2 separate regions of the Homo sapiens genome follow, and region 2 is linked to region 1. A link is an interaction called in ENCODE POLR2A ChIA-PET data of the cell type or tissue named here. Cell type or tissue: A673. All regions are shown on one strand. Links, peaks and the distances in the headings refer to the core of each region. The heading gives the core; the rest is flanking DNA.

Region 1 (7,707 bases), core at 1,776-5,775:
ACCGACAGAAACCTTAACCAGGATGGTTTTGTTGCCCTGGGGGTGGAGGTGCAAGGTCTGACTAAGGATCTAAGGGAGAATGAGGGAGGATGCACACACCATGAAAAAAACACAAATCTTTGGAGGAGTTTGGCGCAAAGAAGGGCAAAGAACTGACGTGAAGCTGGTGGGAAGCAGGATCAAGAAAAGCTTTTTTCAGCCCAGGCGCGGTGGCTCACGCCTGTAATCCCAGCACTTTGGGAGGCTGAGGCAGGCGGATCACTTGAGGCCAAGAGTTAGACACCAGCCTGGCCAACAAGGTGAAACCTCATCTCTACTAAAAATACAAAAACATTAGCTGGGCGTGATGGCACACACCTGTAAACCCAGCTGAGGCTGTGTGGGGAGGCTGAGGCAGAACAATTGCTTGAACCCGGGCGGCAGAGGTTGCAGAGAGCCGAGATTACGCCATTGCACTCCACCCTGGGCGACAGAGCAAGACTCCGTCTCCAAAAAAATCTTTTTGGCCCAGGCATCATGGCTCACACCTGTAATATCAGCGCTTTGAGAGGCCCAGATGGGAGGATCACTTAAGGCCAAGAGTTCAAGAACAGCCTGGACAACATAAGGAGATTAATTTTTTTTTAAAAAAAGAGAAAAAACAAAAGCAAAGCTTTTTTTTACATAGGGACACAAGTCTGTGTACTAAAGGCAATGAATGCTCCGAAGAGAGCAAAAAGTGAAGGTGGGGGAGGGGCCAGGGAAGAGCTGCTGGAGCGGCTGCGCCCTGGGTAGACAGTGGGTGGAGTCGGTGAGTGCACGTGCTGTGCGGGGCGTCTTGGGAGGAGTCGAGTGCACGTGCTGTGCGGGGCGTCTTGGGAGGAGTCCAGTGCACGTGCTGTGGGGGGCGTCTTGGGTGGAGGTGAGTGCACGTGCTGTGGGCGGCGTCTTGGGTGCAGTCGTGGAGTGCACGTGCTGTGGGGGGCGTCTTGGGTGGAGTCCAGTGCACGTGCTGTGGGAGCGTCTTGGGTGGTGTGGGGTCCACGTGCTGTGGGGGCGTCTTTCCAGGGGTCCTCAGTCTGCTCTTTAAGCAGGAGACCAGCACCCAGCAAGCAGTAAGCACTGGGCGAGAAGGGTGCAGGGTGCGAGAGGGAAGACGAGACATGAAGGATACATCAAGAACCTACTTCTAGGCCGGGAACAGTGGCTCACGCCTGTAATCTCAGCACTTTGAGAGGCCTAGGCAGGCGGATCACCTGAGATCAGGAGTTCAAGACGATCTTGCCCAACATGGTGAAACCCCGTCTGTACTAAAAATAGAAAAATTAGCGGGGGTCAGTGGCGCACGCACGTGGTCCCAGCTAATCTGGAGGCTGAGGCACAAGAATGGCGAGAACCTGGGAGGCGGAGCTTGCAGTGAGCTGAGATTGCGCCACTGCACTCCAGCCTGGGGGACAGAGCGAGACTCCGTCTCCAAAAAAAGAAAACAACTTGGCATTTACTCCAGTACTTAAAACAGACAGTCACCATATGAACCAGTTATCCCATTCCCGGGATAGCCGAAGAAATGAAAACCCAGGTCCACACAAAAACTCGTACATGAATGTTCATGGCAGCACTGTCCATTAACAGCAAAAAAAAAAAAGAAAACACTAAGTTAAGTGAAAGAAGTCAGGCACGAAAGACAACAGAGAACAGGCAAATCGACAGGGAAGGAAAGCAGATGAGTGGTTGCCAGGGACTGGGTTGGGGGAGTGGGGGACACGGGAAGGAACTGCTAATGGTATAAGGTTTCTTTTCAGGATGATACAAATGTTCTGGATTTCTGGTGCTCTGTCCACAAATATACTCAAGTTTCAGTACTAGTAGTTCTGGTATATAGTAAGTCATTAATATGTGATGGTTGGTGAATAGATGGATGTGGACAGGTGAATGGATGAGTAGGTGGGTAAATAAATGGATGGGTGGGTGGTGAGGTGGATAGTAGACAGTAGATGGATGGATGGATGAGTGGGTGGGTGTATGTGCCAGGTGGTGGGTGGGTGAGTGGTGGGTGGGTGAATAGAAGGGAGAGGAAGGAGAATGGAGGAAGAGGAAGAAAACAGGAGGAGAAGGAAGCAAGGATTTTTCTTCTAGCAGGATCCTGCAAGTCCCAGGTCAGTTAGACTCTCTGGAGTAGACAGCTGGCGCCCAAAGCCATCAGCACTCCTTGTCTTCTCGATCAGTGCGTCCCTTCTTCCTTTTGTCTTCCTTCACCTACTTGTCTGCCTCCCCACTGGTCCTGCCTCTTCTCCAAGGTCGAAAGGAAGAAAGCTGTTCTGCAAAAGTCTATAAAGGAGGTGGAAGCTCTCCTTTGCAACACCCTCTCACTTTTCTTCTTGTACAAGGTGCAGTCCCTCTGAGAGGTCCTATGTGCCATCTGCCACAATTCTAAAAGGTAATTTACCCTGAAGGTAAAGATAATTTGGATAGGCTCTTTTCTGGATTCCACGAAACCAAATAAGCAGCATACACTCTCAAAAAGACAAATTCCTATAAGATTTCAGATGTCAAAAAGGCCAGACCCGTGTGATAAGCAGCACAACAGCGTTTTCCTCCCCGAGTTCTCTAAAAATACAACGCTTTCACTGTAGACAATTTCCTTTCAAGAAAACACACCAAAACTTCTACTTTACATGAACTTTTCCTCTTGGTTATTTTTTTGTCCCCTATTCACAGTGCTTCAAGCAGAAGCCAGAAATCTCTAATGCTAAAATCCACCACCACCCCATCTCTAAAATTCTCTTCAAATAAAAAACAAATGTCTACTTAAGCTACAGCCTCCCGGGTCCTGCTTTCCCCACATGCCAGCCTCTGCCCGTGCCCCAGGACTGCAGTCACACACCTGCTGCCCGTCTCCTTCAAGCCACCCTCTCCACAGAGCGGGGAGGAGGAGGAGGAGTAGAGTGAGGCCAGAACCAGCAGATACCTGACCTCCACATGGCCTGGGGAAATGGCTCCTAGAAAAGTACAACATTTTCAACTCCAAAGAGATGAGAACAAATAATCTCTAAGGGTTGAGCTAACCCAGGTGGAGCTGCTAACATTAACCACCGTTAAAATTTACATCACAGGTGTTCAAAAACATTCCTGCATCAGCACATTTGCATACCTGGTTAAACAGTTCCTCTCAGAACCACTACCCAAAACAGTGCCAATTTCCAGTGCACAGCATCCCCACAGACGCCACTGCTGCTGGGGACACGTGAGCGATGGCACTGCCCGGGCTCACTGAGTGGCCTCCACCGCGTTTCAAGGGCAGGCACAAAGGAACGCCCTATTGTTCCCTCGTCCTCCTCATGCTGTGCGCTGAGCTGGAGTTTCCTCAGAGCTAGGAGAGAAGCCTACCATCCCCCACCCTTTTGTTCGAAGAATACGGTTCTAGAACAGGCAGCTATGAACCAATCTGCTCTAATCCTGTTATTTACAATTAATTAATTAATTAAAACACAGCCCTCCTCACTAGGTCTCTCCCTAAGATGTGCCCAGCACTTGCTTGAGCAACGTCTTATTTTCTGTGGAATTGCTTAGAAAATCCAAGTGGAGACTCTGCTGCCTCTCTACCCTCCTCACCATTCCACGGAAAATGGAGTCTCCCAATGAACACGCAGACAGGATCATCACACAACCCACACGTGTGGACGGGGACTACACAGGCTCCGAGGGGGAGGCTCTGTTCCCAGCTCTCCTGATGAGTGGTCAATGCCATCCTCACAGCCAAGGCGGACAGATTTCCTTTTCTGCAGCCTGCATGGCAAAGAGCCAGCTGCACCGTGGCACGGCCAGCCCTTGCCCTGCACAGCCTGGCCTCTGGTCCCAGGGTCCCTGGTTCCTGCTCACCTGGCAGTGTCATCCCTTCCCAGCCTCACTCCCTCCACCACTGAGGCTGCCATGGGGGCAGGTAGGAGAATAAAACAGGAAAACACTGCTAGTCAGCAAAAAAGTTCAAGCACGCTCTTTATAAATGTTCAAACAAGGGAAAAAGTCCTGGTTTATCATCAGCATAACTGAAAAAGGTCAGAGTTCCTCCTGCTACCAGCAAATGTGGAACGGGCCTGAGCTGTTCTCAGTACCCTCAGTTGGAGGGGACCTCCCATCCCACTCCCAAGAAAGTGCACATGGTGGGTGACCAGAGAGCAAAACAGGGTTATTTTGGCAGGCAAGCGGCATGGAGGACAAGGAGGTGTCCCCACCATCACAGCAAGCGTCCCTGCTCTGCAGGCCCTGGCCCCAGCCTAGAAGCACCAATGTAAAAGAAAGAGGGATTAAGCAAAAGAAAAAAAGTACCAAATACCACGTTTCTTGCTTGTACCCCATCACTTTTTTCCTCCTGTCTTAGTGCAATTGTTGACTGCGGCCAACTGCAGAGAAATCACAGTAGCCCAGCTCGGCGGCTCCCTCTGAAAGCTCCACGCACTGGGCATGCTCCAGAGCCATCTCACGAAATGGAGGCTGCCCCAGCGGCAGGATTCCAGAGCTGCACGCGGCCGCCCAGGCACCTCCAGGCCTCCTCGGAAGCTGCTTAAACCCTCGCATTCACAACCATTTTAAAACAATCAGTGTTCTCAGATGGAAACCATTTAACGAGACATTTATTGTTTTCACCCTAAAACGTGAAGGGTCCCTCCACAGAAACCATCAACACAGCTCATCCCACAAAGCAATCACTGCTCGTAGGGCCTCTCAGGATTAGCTCTGTTGAAAAAATACTAACAAAAACCTAGACATGGAATCTGGGGACCAGCCCTCTCACAAGGAACTCAACTCACAGAGACATTTTACCTCTGGGGCCAAGAGCCCACAACATGACAGTGGGTAGGAAAGCAAACAGAAAACACCAGCTCGCAATGCGCACCTCCCACCGGAGCTCCTGTCCCAGTGCCAAGCATACCAGGGCTGGGTCTCAGGGCAATGCTTCTGCCACAAGGAGTAGCTCCAGGACGCACCTGCACGACGCAGGTTCGAGCACAGCAGTCTCCCCACACTCAGGCTGCTCCTAAACATCACCTCCTATGCCCACCCCAGCTCCAAATTTCTTACAGGGAGAGGCCCTTATACACCTATGCCAGCTCTCCAATCAAGACCAAGTTGTTTGTAGCTCTTAATACAAAACAATAAATATTTGAAGTCCTTTTTCTATAAAAATAGGGAATATTTTTTAAAATAGTGTATTCAGGTTCCAGGCAAACTGCAAAATAAAAGCACAAATATTATTTTCTATTTTTAAGGTCACATGAAAGTAAATAACACCAATCCTTCTCTATAAATGCTATTCTATAACTCCCCCACGCTTTCTAGTACAGTATCAGTGTTGACTGCCCAAGAGTTGCAAAGTGGGTGGTCCAACAGAGCCAGGCCCGCAAGCTGTGCTTACCAGCCAGGGAGGAGACGCACCAACAAAACACCATGTCCGAAAAGCAATGCAAGTGATTCCTCTTTAAGTACACAGGTTCCGCCCAGCCAAGAGCAAACAACCCAGACATGGGACTCCAAGTTCAAATGTAGAAAACACAATGTCAACAGATCCATCTTAAGGCAACAGAGCGTGGTCATTTACAAACCTATCTGCAACCCACACAGAAACCCAAGAGAATCCTGCCCTCCACCTCGGCTCCCTCCCCCATATGGACAAAGAACAGAGAAGGCAAACTAAGGGAAATAAATGCATATGACTAATAAAACAAATGCAGCTGAAAATACATTTAAAGCAACAAAGACGCCATTTTCCACTTATTGAACTGGCAAAAAAAAAAAAATTAAAGTCTGTCAATGAGAGTATCGGGCCAGGCGCAGTTGCTCACGCCTGTAATCCCAGCACTTTGGGAGGCCAAGGGGGCAGATCGCCTGAGCTCCAGAGTTCGAGACCAGCCTGGCCAACATGGTGAAACCCAGTCTCTACTAAAAATACAAAAATTAGCCGAGTGTGGTGGAGGGCACCTGTAATCCCAGCTACTTGAAAGGCTGAGGTTGCAGTGAGCAGAGATCACACCACTGCACTCCAGCCTGAGCGACAGAGCACGACTCAGTCTCAAAAGAAAAAAAAAAAAAAAAGTATGGCTAAACAGGCAATTCTCATTTAATAAAATCTCTCTGGGGGCAACTTGGCAATAGTTATCAAATTTTAAAAACACACACCACCAGGCTCAGTGGCATGCACCTGTAGTCCCAGCTCCTTGGGAGACTGGGGCAGCAGGATCACTTGAGCCCAGGAGTCCAAGGCCAGCCTGGGCCACACAATGAGAACTCCATCTCTTGAAACAAAAAAAGTACATACCTCTTGGTTGAGCAATTCTCTATTGGTAGTATAATTTTACTTATATATAATCTGTAAAATATATAATCTGTAAGATAAATTTTTGCAGAATTTATTATGCATATACTATATAGTACTTAGTTTGTAGTAATAATACACAGTACATATAATACGAATAATGGTATATGTGTAGCTTACTCTACAGATATACTAGCAAAAGTTCCCCAGATCACAGGGAACAAGGACATGCATTCCACCTTCTCTCCAGGTGAGAGGATCTGAGTCCCGCCCACAGAAGGCTAGTTATAGACATTGTTATTCCCCTACAAGGGAATATCCAAAAGCCCTTGCAGAGGGTAAGAAAAGGCTGGTGTGCTCGCATGGGAAATCACAGAACAGGGTGTCTATGATACCAAGACTCGTGTAAGAGAACAGAAAGATGCTGGTATGTGCACAAACATCTTTTTGGAATGAATTATAAGAAATTATTAATAGTGTGACATGTTTAAGTAAGATTGAGAGCAGAAACGGAGATGGGAAGTCTTTTACTCTGCAATATGCACCTTTTCTTACTATTTAGTTTATGTTTCTTTTTCTTTCTTCTGTGGACCTCAAGTGTGCTGAGGATTCTGAGCAGTCCACTCCAGCACACAGGACGCTGCTACCACTGCTCCATGCTGCTCTTCACCTGGTCAGCACCCATTAACCCACCACTCACAACAAAAACCAGGATCTTGTCAAGAATCGACACCTAACCAGCCATATGGCCCACATCACCCCATCATTACTGCCTCTTCCTGCTCAAGCCAACTATCAGAACAAGAACCATAGGCTGTAGCTTCAAAGAAAGTCCCCAAATTAACAGGCTAACAGCAAATCCATCTAAAGAAGGTACAAATGAATAACAAAATAAATTCAAAGAAAGGAACAGGAAAGAGATAATAAAATGAGTGGATATCTATACAATAAATATAGGTTAAAAATTCCAGGCCAGGACTGGGCGCGGTGGCTCACACCTGTATTCCCAGCACTTTGGGAGGCCGAGGCAGGTGATCGCCTGAGGTCAGGAGTTCGAGACCAGCCTGGCCAACATGGCAAAACCCTGTATCTACTAAAAGTACAAAAATTAGCCGGGCATGGTGGCGTGCACCTGTAATCCCAGCTACCCAAGAGGGTGAGGCAGGAGAATCGCTGGAACCCAGGAGGCAGAGGCTGCAGTGAGCAGAGATCGCACCATTGCACTCCAGCCTGGGTGACAGAGCAAGACTCTGTCAAAAATAAATAAATAAATAAATAAATAAATAAATAAAATTCAGGCCAGCCGCGGTGGCTCACGCCTGTAATCCCAGCACAAGATCAGGAGTTCGAGACCAGCCGGGCCAACACGGTGAAACCCCATCTCTACTAAAAATACAAAAAATTAGCCCAGTGTGGTG
Region 2 (7,707 bases), core at 1,741-5,740, 320 kb before region 1:
GGTATTAGGGTGATATTGGCTTATAGAATGATTTAGGGAGAATTCCCTCTTTCTCTACCTTGTGGAATAGTGTCGATAGGATTGGTACCAATTCTTCTTTGAATGTCTGATAGAATTTTGCTCTGAATTCATCTGGTCCTGGACTTTATTTTGTTCGTAATTTTTTTATTACCATTTCAATCTCGCTACTCGTTACTGGTCTGTTCAGGGTATCTAATTCTCCCTGATTTAAGCTAGGATGGTTGTACCTTTTCAGGAATTTATCCATCTCCTCTAGGTTTTCTAGTTTATGTGCATAAATAAAGGTGTTCATAGTAGCTTCGAATAATCTTTTGTATTTCTGTGGTACCAGTAGTAATATCTCCCATTTCATTTCTAATTGAGCTTATATTTGGATCTTCTCCCTTATTTTATTGGTTAATCTCACCAATGGTCTATCAATTTTATCTATCTAGATAGACAAAATAAAAATTTTATCCATCTAGACAGACAAAATAAAAATTTAATCTATCTAGACAAAAATTTAATCTAGATAGACAAAAATTTAAATTTTATCTATCTAGATAGATAAAATAAAAATTTTAACTAAAAAAATTTATCTTTTTATTTATCTAAAAAGAACCAGCTTTTTGTTCAATTTATCTTTTGTAATTTTTTTTGTTTCAATTTCATTTAGTTCCGCTCTGATTTTCATTACTTCTCTTCTTCTGGTGGGTTTGGGTTTGGATTGTTCTTGTTTCTTCAGTTGTGTGAGATGGGACTTTAGATTGTCTATTTGTGCTCTTTCAGTCTTTCTGATGTAGGCATTTAAGGCTATGAACTTTCCTCTTAGCACTGCCTTTGCTGTATCCCAGAGGTTTTGATAGGTTGTGTCACTATTATCGTTCAGTTCAAAGATTTTTTTAAATTTGCATCTTGATTTCATTGTTAACCCAAAAATCATTCAGGAGCAGGTTGCTTAATTTCCCTGTATTTGCCTGGTTTTGTGGGTGCCTTTGGAGTTGATTTCCAATTTTATTCCACTATCGTCTGAGAGAGTACTTGATATAATATAGATTTTTTTTTTTTTTTTTTGAGACGGAGTCTCGCTCTGTCGCCCAGGCTGGAGTGCAGTGGCCGGATCTCGGCTCACTGCAAGCTCCAAATTTAGATTTTTTTAAATTTCCCGAGACTTGTTTTGTGGCCTATCATATGGTCCATCTTAGAGAATGTTCCATGTGCTGATGAATAGAATGTATATTCTGCAGTTGTTGGGTAGAATGCTCTGTAAATACCTGTTAAGTCCATTTGTTGTAGGGTATAGTTTAAGTTCATTCCTTCTTTGTTGACTTTCTGTCTTGAGGACCTGTCTAGTGCTGTCAGTGGAGTATCAAAGTCCCCCGCTATTACTGTGTTGCCGTCTATATCATTTCTTAGGTCTAGTAGTAATTGTTTTATAAATTTCAGAGCTTCAGTGTTAGGTGCATATACATTTAGGATTATGATATTTTCCTGTTGGACAAGGCTTTTTATCATTATATAATGTCCCTCTTTGTCTTTTTTAAGTGCTGTTGCTCTAAAGTCTGTTTTGTCTGATAAAAGAATGGCTATTCCTGCTCGCTTTTAGTCTCCATTTGCACATGAAATATTTTTCCACCCCTTTAAGTTTATGTAAGTCCTTATGTGTTAGGTGAGTCTCCCGAAGACAGCAGAAACATGGTTGGTGAATTCTTATCCATTCTGCCATTCTCTATCTTTTAAGTGGAGCATTTAGGTCATTTACATTCAACATTAATATTGAGATGTGAGATACTATCCTATTCATTGTGCTATTTGTTGCCTGAATACCATGCTGTTTTTTTCATTGTTATTGTTATAGAGGTTCTGTTGGATTTGTGTCTTAAGGAGGTTCTATTTTGGTGTATTTCGAAGATTTTTTTCAAGACTTAGAGCTCCTTTTAGCAGTTCTTATAGTGCTGGCTTGGTAGTGGCGAATTCTCTCAGCATTTGTTTGCCTGTAAAAGACTGTATCATTCCTTCATTTATGAGGCTTAGTTTCACTGGACACAAAATTCTTGGCTGATAATTGTTTTGTTTAAGGAGACTAAAGATAGGACCCTAATCAATCTCTTCTGGCTTGTAGGGTTTCTGTTGAGAAATCTTCTGTTAATCTGATAGGTTTTCCTTTATAGGTTACCTGATATTTTTGCCTCATAGCTCTTAAGATTTTTCCTTCATCTTGACTTCAGATAATCTGATGACTATGTGCCTAGGTGATGAATTCTTCTGCAATGAATTTTGCAATGAATTTCCCAAGTGTGTTTTTTGAGTTCTTGTATTTGGATGTCTAGATCTCTAGCAAGGCTAGGTAAGTTTTCCTCAATTATTCCCTCAAATATGTTTTCCTAACTTTTAGATTTCTCTTCTTCCTCAGGAACACCAATTATTCTTAGGTTTGGACACTTAACTTAGTCCCATACTTCTTGGAGGCTTCATTTTTTGAAATTCTTCTGTCTCTGATGGATAGGGTTAATTCAAAAGCTTTTTCTTTGAGCTCTGAAGTTCTTTCTTCAGCTTGTTCGATTCTATTGCTGAGACTTTCCAGTGCATTTTGCATTCCTCTAAGTGTGTCCCTGATTTCCAGAAACTGTGATTTTTTTATGCGATTTCACTGAAGAATTTTCCTTTCATAACCTGTATCATGTTTTTTATTTCTTTAAGTTGAATTTCACCTTTCTCTGGTACCTCCTTGATTAGCTTAATAATTGACCTTCAGAATTCTTTTTCTGGCAATTCAGAGATTTCCTCTTGGTTTGGATCCATTGCTGGTAAGCTGATGTGATCTTCTGGGGGTGTTTAAGAACCTTGTTTTGTCATATTACCAGAATTGTTTTCCTGGTTCCTTCTCATTTGGAACCAGAGGGAAGATCTGCGACTCAAGGGCTGCTGTTCTCTTATCTTGGGGGTGCTCCCTTGATGTGGTGTTCTCCCCCTGCCCTGAGGAATGGGGCTTCCTGAGAGCCAAACTGCAATGACTGTTTTTGCTCTTGCAGGTCTACCCACCCAGTGGAGCTACCAGGCTTCAGGCTGGTACTGGGGAGTGTCTGTCAAGAGTCCTGTGATGTGATCCATCTTCAGGTCTTTCAGGTGCGGATACCAGCACCTGCTCTGGTGGGGGTAGCAGGGGAGTGAAATGGACTCTGTGAGGGTCCTTGGCTGTATTTTTGTTGAGTGTGCTGGTTTTATATTGGTTGACCTCCAGCACCTGCTCTGGTGGGGGTAGCAGGGGAGTGAAGTGGACTCTGTGAGGGTCCTCGGCTGTATTTTTGTTAAGTGTGCTGGTTTTATATTGGTTGGCCTCCAGCCAGGAGGTGGCGCTTTCAAGAGAGCATCAGCTGAGGTCCTGTAGAGAGGATGCAAACTTGCCCTAAGGTAGCCTAATTAAGTATTCAGGTTTCTCAGGGGGTGGGCAGGACCACAGAGCCCCCAGGAGATTATAACCTTTGTCTTCGGCCATCAGGGTGGGTAGAGAAAGACCACCAGGTGGGGGCAGGAATAGGGTGTCTGAGCTCAGACTCTGCTTGGGCGGGGCTTGCTGTGGCTGCTGTGGGGGATGGGTGTGTGGTTCTCAGTCCAATGGAGTTATGTTCCCAGGAGGATTAAGGCCATTAGTCATACAGGTCCTCCAGGAAAGTGGGAGAAAGCCAGCAGTCACAGGCCTCACCCCACTCCCACGCAGCCCGCAGTCCAAAAGGCTGGTCTCACTCCTACCGTGCCCACCCCCAACAGCACTGAGTCTATTTCCAGGCAGCCAGTGCCCAGGGCTGAGAACTTGCCTGTGGTAGTTCCAAGAACTTCCCGTGGTAGTTCTTGGAGCAAAAGTTCATGATGTGAGTCTCCAGACGCTGTTCTGTCTGTCCGAGCAGGAGCTGCAAGCTAGTCCTTCCTCCTATCTGCCATCTTAATCCGATTCTGACCTAATTATTCAATTTCTGAAATGGTTCCATTTCCTGTTTTTTCTTCAGTTAATTTCTTCTTGGGTAAAAATACATTAGTATTTTTTATTCTAAATCATCCACTTTACTAAATGTATAAGCTTTTGTCGTGCTTTCAAATGATCTGGGTGGGTGGTGGTAACTCACTCCTATTTGTGTCTGAAAGTGTCTTTAGCTCTGCCCTCACGCTTAAACCACAGCTGTCTGGATTCAGAATTCTTGGCGAATAGTGATTGTACCCCAGTGTTTCCGTTACTTCTCCATGACCCTCTGGCATCTGTGCTCCTAAGACGTTGGCCATCAGACTATCTGTCATTATTTTGTAGGAAATCTATTTTTCTAGGGCAGCGTATAAGATTTTCTTGAGATCACAATTTGTCTAGGTCTGGAATTATTTGTTTATCCTGCTTGATCATCTGAGCACATGTTCTCCAGGACTCACTCGGAAGGGGCACTGGCCACCCTCTCTTTCGCACCTCACATGGGAGCCTCCACTCCAGCCCACCCTCACTTCCTTCTCTCCAGGAAGCCTCCATGCCCAGCTGGCTCAGCCCCACCACATCCTCCGGCTCACCCATACTCTCTCTGATCACACCCGGCGTACGGTTCACTCTGCTTCTAAAATGTAAATAGCTGTATATTTCATTTCTAGGATTTGGTTTAGGTCTTTTCTTTGTTCTTAGGTGCCTTTTTTCATAATTTTGTGTTTTTAACTGGTTCCCCCTTTACCCCTTGGAGGATGTTAGGCATATTCGGTTTAAAGTCACCTGTGTTTGTTCTGTTATTTCCTTTTCTTTGGGAGTGATTACGCCTTCTGACTGTAGATGCTGTTGGCACTGTCTGGGATGCTGGCTGTTCCCAGCCCTCAGTTTGCAGCTCCACCATGAGCACAGCTGAAGCTGCTTTCTTCCTCCTCACATGCCCTCCCTGCCCCACTCCCAACCCCATTCAGAAGCAGGGGCTCCCACCCTGGGATCTCAGGACCCTGGTCCAGATTCACCTGTGGGAATTACAGACCTAGCCACCAGTCAGCCCTGCCCTGCAGCCTTCCTGGTCTCTGCAGCTCAACAAGCCTTCACCCCTCCTCAGCCTCCTCCAAAGGGCCCAGGTACCTCCCCCAGTGCTCAGAGGGGGCTGAGCCACACCTGCACACTTCTGCTGCCATGGAACTCAGACTCCCAAGCCCATCTGCCTATCTCAAGCCATGTCCTGGTGCCTGGGTCTCTGCTGTCTCTCACCACTGTATGTTCTGTTCCATTTCTATTCCTCAGAGATTTTGTTTTTACTTGTCTAGGTCCTTTTATTTTCTAAGTGTATTTTTTTTATCTTATTGCTGTGTTCAGAGCAGGGGGCATGTAATGTCTGAATCAGAGCATCATCTGATCAGAAAAGCCCACTTTCCTCCCAACTTCAACTTCTCTCCCTCATCACACTCAGGTCTTTTCTTGCAACACACATGGCAAAGCGTGGCTGTGGTCATGGACCATGCCACCCCCCTGGCATGGAGCCCCTCCCTGCAACAGCTTCTACAGGGCAAAGCCTCAGCCTGGCCCGCCCACACCTGGAGTTTCCCATCCCACACCTGCCACCTTGTCGCCACCCCAGACACTCCTCACGTTTTTGCTGCTTTGCTGGGAATGCCTCCTCCCAGTTTCCCTTGCCTGACATTCAGGACCCTACGGGCAGCTCCAGGCCTGTGACCTCCCCGTCGTGTGGCTGGGAGACCACCCACCTCTGTCCCAGAGGCTGACATAGGTCCTGTCACCCACTAAGAGCTCAAAAACATCTGGGAGACCAAAGTCTGGAAGTCACTGGCCTGTGAGCAGCCGAGGCTTTCAAGTCAGAGAAAGGGAGGACAGTCGGAGGCTGACAAGTGCCTCCCACTCGAGGAATAAGAGGAGAGGAGAAGAGGCAGCAACTCAAACATGAGACCAGAGAGGAAGAAGGGATGACAACAGCAAGGCCCTGACAGGCCTGGGGCAGATGCACCTCTGGGAGAAGAGCTGGCTCTGCCTGGCAGTGACTAGGAGCTGACGGGTCATAGGCTCCAGCCCAGCAGGGTGGGGGTGAGTGGGAAGATGTGAGAAAGGGGACAGTCATGGAGGACTGTGGTGCAAATTAGGACAGAACTCCTCTTTGAGCCAATCGTCTAATTTGGTCTGAAGGGTCTGCTGGTAAGACTTCCTCCCTTCGAGAGAGTGGGACCGAAAGGGCCCCTCTCTTCACACAAGTTGTAGGCTCCAGCCCTGACCAAGGGTAGGATCAGCAGCCCCAGGAGCCAGGGAGCCAAGCCAAGCCCCTGGCCTGCAGCAAACACAGCCTGTTGGGCCTCCGTAAGAGGCATCACAGGCAAGACAACAGCCACCATCCTGTTCAGTCTCAGACATGGCATCCAAGTATGTTTCATGGGACAGGAATGCAAGGCATGCTCTCATCAGTAAGGCCAGTCATGGGCAGGACTGTGGGGCCACAGCCTATGGAAGGGGAGAGTACCCAACCAAGAAAGTCCTCGAAAGGGAACCCTCCAAGAGGGCAGAGTCTGCATGAGCCAACAAGGTCTCCGTCGTAGAGAAGTGGGCCCCCAGCCCCCACTTCCCGAGGAGCTGAGGGGGGTAGTTTTCCAGATACAGATGAGAACTGAGGGGGTCACTGGGATCTGAGATAGGAGGGGGAGAAGTTTAGGAAGTGCTTTGTTTTTGTTCTCGGAGAATAAAAAACAGAAGTGCATGCAAGTCTCAGGAGCTAAGAGATACACTGGTGGCTTGAAGGCCAGCTGGGCCCCCCGGGAACTACACTTGCTCCCTACAGTGCTGCCACAGAATCCAGCTTCCTTCACCGTAGGGGCTGGGGCCCCCGGACCTGGAGATCTGCAGGTTGCTGACTGCCTGTGCTTCCCTCGTTTGAGGAACACTGTGTCTGAAAAGTCAGTGATCTGGGCCGTGTGGAGGAACAAGGGAGGGAATGACAGGAGAGTCCGCCTTCCCAGCACCCAGGGGAGACGGGAGCCGGGCAGGCCGCAAATGTGCAGAGCAGGTGCCTTACCTGGAAGACAGTGAGGATGGCGGCAGGGAAGGTGTCGAAGTTGGTTGTGGGAGTCTCATCCTGGAAGTTGAACCTGAGGAAAACAGGAAGGCTTGGGAAGTGGCAGTCCCGTCAGCAGCGAGGCAGCGCCTGCAGGCTCCAGCGTGGCCTCAACCTGCTCGCTTCAGGCTGCAGATGGCTGCACACTGGCCCCTCTGAGGACCTTCCTGGTGGGAAGGTGGGTGGAGGCAGCCTGGGCGGCACCGTCTGCTCTGAGCTCTGCTTCCCTGCAAGCCCCCAGCCTTGAGCTCTCCCTCCCGGGCCCACTTACTGTCCCCCAAACAGCTGCATCCCCAGCAGGGCGAAGACCACAATGAACAGGAAGAGCAAGAAGAGCAGGCTGATGATGGACTTCATGGAGTTCAGCAGGGACACCACCAGGTTCCGCAGGGAGCTCCAGTACCTGCGGGGCCAGGCAGGGGGTCTGAGCCAGCTCCAGACGCTGACTTCACATTCATGGCTCTCTGCAGCCACACTTAAGGCTCCACTGACTTTCTAAACCCTGAGGGCTGCACACCTAGGTGTGAAGTTAGAGCTTTTCTCTGGAGTTTCAGGCCCACTACCCTGGACTTCTCTCCCTGAGGGCCCCATGGGAAGGCAGAGAAAAACACACCCAGTGGAGGACTCACTTCGTCCTCCCAAACTGCTCCCT

The links. Peaks named below come from ENCODE experiments on the same cell type or tissue, not always from the same donor. Only the 100,000 strongest peaks of a DNase experiment are listed, where the experiment ranks them.
Region 2: POLR2A ChIA-PET joins it to region 1 with 6 read pairs; 1 of 35 experiments calls an interaction of 5 or more read pairs at or near these places.

What each region holds. Positions count from the first base shown.
Region 1 is chr9:137,662,651-137,670,357 of GRCh38, reverse strand. All of the region lies in intron 1 of EHMT1 (euchromatic histone lysine methyltransferase 1), which reads right to left. Among named protein-coding and RNA genes, the nearest start is that of EHMT1, 47 kb to the right of the region's middle. RefSeq lists enhancers at 3,356-3,425, 4,766-5,447, 5,503-6,007. In A673, for the core only: no CTCF peak of the experiment used is centred there; a DNase peak (open chromatin) is centred at 3,327; H3K27ac peaks cover 1,195 bases.
Region 2 is chr9:137,986,164-137,993,870 of GRCh38, reverse strand. It overlaps CACNA1B (calcium voltage-gated channel subunit alpha1 B), which reads right to left. Exons shown (of 47, transcript NM_000718.4): 14 at 7,327-7,458; 15 at 7,017-7,089. Among named protein-coding and RNA genes, the nearest start is that of CACNA1B-AS1, 43 kb to the right of the region's middle. RefSeq lists an enhancer at 2,701-3,900. In A673, for the core only: no CTCF peak of the experiment used is centred there; a DNase peak (open chromatin) is centred at 4,000; H3K4me3 peaks cover 245 bases; H3K27me3 peaks cover 1,818 bases.